2 separate regions of the Homo sapiens genome follow, and region 2 is linked to region 1. Evidence: chromatin loops called from intact Hi-C (ENCODE). Cell type or tissue: gastrocnemius medialis. All regions are shown on one strand.

What was found. Peaks named below come from ENCODE experiments on the same cell type or tissue, not always from the same donor. Only the 100,000 strongest peaks of a DNase experiment are listed, where the experiment ranks them.
Region 2: a loop joins it to region 1, with 5 times the contacts of the local background. A loop is called at or near these places in 6 of 110 quality-filtered maps.

What each region holds. Positions count from the first base shown.
Region 1 is chr17:57,832,404-57,834,903 of GRCh38, reverse strand. MRPS23 (mitochondrial ribosomal protein S23) reads left to right here. Exons shown (of 5, transcript NM_016070.4): 5 at 1-123. Among named protein-coding and RNA genes, the nearest start is that of MRPS23, 16 kb to the left of the region's middle. RefSeq lists enhancers at 461-961, 1,130-1,640, 1,641-2,152. In gastrocnemius medialis, CTCF peaks have their summits at 1,171 and 1,374 (motif pointing right); DNase peaks (open chromatin) are centred at 313 and 1,673; H3K4me3 peaks cover 802 bases; H3K27ac peaks cover 2,500 bases.
Region 2 is chr17:57,782,168-57,784,667 of GRCh38, reverse strand. No RefSeq gene overlaps it. Among named protein-coding and RNA genes, the nearest start is that of CCDC182, 38 kb to the right of the region's middle. RefSeq lists a silencer at 1,108-1,287. In gastrocnemius medialis, a CTCF peak has its summit at 1,211 (motif pointing right); DNase peaks (open chromatin) are centred at 1,267 and 1,827; H3K4me3 peaks cover 597 bases.

The DNA of each region.
Region 1 (2,500 bases):
TTTGTATCGAGAGTTCTCTGATAATGAAAGTGGTATTACAGAATAATCTGCCCCCGAAGGACTCCTGATTTTGTTAAAGTGATACCTTTCTCTGTAAATAAATGATGGCGTGCCACTTAAAAACCTTCAGCAGATTTCTTTTTTTAAACAAAGTCACTCAAGTGGGACAGTAAGATTTTCTCTGAGGCTGGCACTGGTGCCTGCCTCTGCTCCGGGGAATCCAGACGTGGCACCCGGAGTTGGGCCTCATCCATCCTCAGCTTTCATTTGTGACCAAGCCTGACTCAGAATGGGCTGGCAGTTTTCCTGAGTACATGGGAGTTAGGGCAGAGAACATGATGTGGTGCTGGTAGTCAACGCAAGCTGGCACGGCCTCAGCCAGAAGACTGGAGCTAGGAGCAAGCAAAGGTGAGTGGAGGAGGGGATGGGGAAGGCTGAGACTTCCTGGTCTCTATGTTCTGAGCTCAATTCTAGAATAGCCAAAAGGTGGGAGCCTGACTCGGGCTAAGTTAGTCATGCGTTCTGAGCCTTTGACCGTGCTGGGTGAGATGAGGGATGGCTGAGCAGGTTCAGTGAGCAACTTGGTCGAGGTCACCTTGGCTGGCAGAGGAAGGGCACCTGCCCTCCTGTGGAAAAGACGGGAAATGGCTTTCCTGTCACTCCTAGGGTAGCGCTCAATGTGGCAGGCGGGTCTCTGATTGGATGAGCCCGGCACTGAAGCAGTTTCTGTGGTGATGCTGAACCAGACAAGTGTTTATTGCTGCAGCACGAAAAAGAAAAGGTTGCTAGGGGAAGGCAGAGAAGGCAGGAAGTTAAGTGTTATGTTCCCTACAAAATGTTGCTACTGCCAGCCACCACCACCACCCTCCATCCATGCAGATTACAGACAGGGTTTTTGGGGAATACTAGCTGACAACGAAAATACATTTCAAGTATCATTTTACCCTCAATGAATGCTTTTCCTGGACTGCAACTGAAATAAATGTCAGTCACCGGACCTTCTAGCTCCTCAGTTCTTTTAATTAAAAGATAGTTCTAAGCAAGATCCAGTAGTGGTCTATTTATTATTTATCAAGCATTTTCCTTCCAGCAGTTAGTGAAAGGTCACTGGCTTCAACTGAGCTTTGTTTTTGGTGAGCAGCTTAGATGAAAAAGATATACAATCAATCTCTCCTGTTTGCTCATGGGCAGGACACTGTTTAATAGTCATTGTGGCATTTAGGATCGCAGGCCTCTGAAACATGCAGAAAAGTGCATGTGCATCCCTTGCTGCTGAACATTTCTCCAAAAGTAAACATCAGGTTGTGATTATGGTTAATAATGAGATATTGATTATTTGAAAATGTCACCGCCAGGGACTTGTCGGTTTCAGCACCACTAGATGGCGCTGGACTCTCATGCTGTTCAACTACAGTCATTTCGTTTCCTTGCCTCGGGGTACCTTGCCTTTCAAGGTTGAAGAGTGTCCTTGTAAAAATAATGTTGTGGCTGAAATTTAGGAAGCTGAGGTCCTGGGGTGCTACTGGGATGGGGTAGAGATGGGAGGGGACAGGCCACGGGACAAATGACAAAGGCCTGCCGGGGAAGCGGCACTGTTTGCACCATAATAGGAGCTGGAGAGGAAGGAGCTTACTGCGCTGAGCCCCTGGAGACTCTGCCCAGAGCAGTGTTTCCTAACCTTCTCCAGTCAATGACACATCTGCGAATTTGCTGTGGAGGACAGCGGGAGAGAGAACAGTGCAGGCAGGGAGGCAGAGCAGCGGAAAAAACCCAGGCCTTGGAGAACAGACCTGGGTTTGAAACCCTGATCTGTTGCTTTGTCTGGTGACATTAGGGGAGTTAGTGAACCGTCTGAACCTCAATTTCCTTATCTGTAAAACAAGGGTAACAACGTCTACCTCACTAAGTTGCTGTGAGGACTGAATGAGAACGTGAACAAAGTTCTTGGCGAGTACTCCGTCTTTGCTGTCAGTGCCTAGAAGGCTTTCAGCCACTGTCGATTCCCACTGGGTGGGGAGGAATTAACATGCGCTAGATTAACATTGAGAAGAAACGGTATTGTGTCCTCTTTCACCAGCCACTCGTCTAAACACAGCTTTCTCTATCCCCCACCCCCAGTAGTTACTCTGTCCTTTATCTCCTTCCAAACTTCTAGCACCAAGTAAATGAATCAAATTAAAAAACAACTACAACAACAACAACAAAGGAGGAAACTAGAGAACATCTTGGGAACTATCCGCTTTTGGAACTTATCCCATGCTGGTAGGTTTCACTGGAAAATGTGCATTTATTTAGTAACTTCTTGGATTGTGTATGCCTGTGGGCAAGCGTGTGTGTAGAAACCAACATTTTAAATGACACTCAATGACACTCATTCTGTTTCTTCTTTCCTGCTTCCTTTTTTTAAAAATAGGGACAAAGTCTCTCTCTGTCACTCAGGCTGGGGTGCAGTGGTGCAATCATAGCTCACTTCAGTCTCAACCTCCTGGGCTCAAGTGGT
Region 2 (2,500 bases), 50 kb after region 1:
TTGTGCAGCAGTTAAGGCATAAGGCTGAGAGGACGCACAGATACAGCAGAGGCTGGACACCGAGCCAGAGTGTCCTGATGTTTGGGGGTTGAGAAGAGGAGCTTCCAGTCAAAGGTGACAGAGAAGGACTGGCCAGAGAGGTAGGAGGAGAACCAGGGGTGAGTCGAAGGAAGAAGTGCTTCAAGGATCAGGAAGGAGCTGCCCATCAACTACGTCAGTGTCGCTGATGGGTGGAGGGGAGAGGCCTGAGAATGAGCCACGGGATGAACGGTGTGGGTCATGGTGTTTTTGACAAGGGCAGGGAAGGTGAAGTGGGCACAGACAGTTGATTAAGTGGGTTCAAGAGCTAACAGGACAGGAAGGGAGTCACTGAGCGTGTTTCAAGAAATTTGGCCCTCTAGGGGAGGAAAGACATCCGGTGTAAGGGGCTAGCTGGAGGGAGATAGGGTGCAAGGAGTTTTTTTGTTTGTTTGCTTTCTTATATGGGAGATGTTTCAGCATGTTTGTAGTTAATAGATATCCAGTGAAGAGGGAAGATTTGAGAATGCAGGGCTGAGCTGCCCTAAACATAACTTTCCTCCCTTTTCTTTATTGTACAGCTTAGAGCATTGATCAATGTGTTCAGTAATTGTTTGTGGTTGATGTTTCTGTGAATATCTCTGGCATTTATTTCCCCTTTAGGCAAAGTTGCATGTCCCTCAAATGTGCCCATGCGACCAGATCAGATCCATTTAATGATGAAAATGCTTTGAAAAAACAAATCCCCTGACTTTTGTCTACCAGACCCTCTCAGTTGTTCTATCACTTAGTTGTAGAGGTGTCAGCTGAATCAATAATAATAAGCTACTATTATTGAAACCTTAGGATGTGCTTTACATGAATTATCTCTGTAAAACATCACTGTGATGCAGGTACAATTGATGATCTCAATTTAATGAAGAAACAGAAGCTTCAGAGGTTAAACCATATGTCCATAGCGGGGCAGGCGGTGCATGGTAGAGCCAGGTTCCCAACCAGCCCCCGTTGACCTAACCAGGACGCCCTAGAGAACTGCCCCCAACCCAGAGGGGCTGCGGCAGACCTTGGCCACTGCAGGCAGACTTCAGTACCGAGAGACTGCATCCTCTTCCCGCCCGTCTGGGCGACCCGCTGTGCCAGGAAGCAGCTCCGCCCCCTCCCCGACCTGGCTGTGCGACACCACCCGGGCTCGGGCAGCAGGGGGCGCTCTGCTGTCACGAGAGGCGGACCCAACGCGCCGAGAGCCTGGCTCCCGGACTGCGACGACTCCCTCCCCCGCCACCCACACCCCCAGGCTCTCCCCTTCCTCATTCTGCATCAGAGTTTGCTGCTGCTGCTGCTGCTAGCAAAGCTATCTCTATGGAGATTTGTGAAAAACCTCTGCTCTGGTGAAAGGGTCGTGGGGTAGGGGCGGGGTAGAGGTGGGGGGTGGTGGCCCATGGTTTCAGGGTGTTGGTGTTAAAATAGTGGGGACCCGGTGGGGACAGCAGGCTAAGGCCCTCGGCTATGCCCTGGGTCTGGCAGGTGGTAGGTGTCTCGCTCAGCTCCTGGAACGGGTAGATCCGCTGCGGGGCAGGCACTCAAACATCGCTTTGTTTCCTAAGTTCTTTCTGAGCAAGCTTCTTTCTAAGATCCCAAGCACTAGAACCGCTGAAATACAAATTCCTAGTTGGGAAAATCAGATTCCCGTATCTGCAGGGATGCAACAAAGAAGGGCAGCAGTGTCCTGTGGCTTTGAAGTGCATGTCACATGAAACAGGGCGAGGAGGGAAGCAGGTGGCATTAATCCTTCCCCGCCCTCCTCCGCCCCTTCTGCGAGGACACCACTGGCCATTTGCTGCCCTGGTAGCGGGGGAGGCACAGCTGGCCAGGGAGGCCCCAAATCAAAAGGAAGCCATGTGGGCTGGGCGCGGTGGCTCAGGCCTGTAATCCCAGCACTTTGGGAGGCCGAGGTGGGTGGATCACGAGGTCAGGAGTTTGAGACCAACCTGGCCAACATGGTGAAACCCCGTCTCTACTAAAAATATAAAAGTTAGCAGGGCAGGGTGGTGCGTGCCTGTAATCCCAGCTACTCGGGAGACTGAGGCAGGAGAATCACTTGAATCCAGGAGGCGGAGGTTGCAGTGAGCCAAGATCACACCGCTGCACTCCAGCCTGGGCGACTCCATCTCAGAAAAAAAAAGGAAGCCATGTGGTGGGTGCCTGAGCCTGGCGCCACCACAGCTGCTGGCTGCATGTGACAGCTCCAGTCCTGACCAGAGGGCCTCAAGTCGCATGGGAAGGAGGGGGTGGGGACACAGCTGCTCCCACCCGGAGCATGGCCCTCCTTAGCCCAAGCTGGGACCCACAAGCCCAGACCCAGAAGCAGAGATGTGAGGGAGGAGGAGCCGGATGTTTCCTCTTTCCAAAAGATTCCAGAATTGGCTTGGCTGCGTGGCCCCTTGCCCCTGCTGACAGCCCCCACACTTCCTGATTAAGTCTG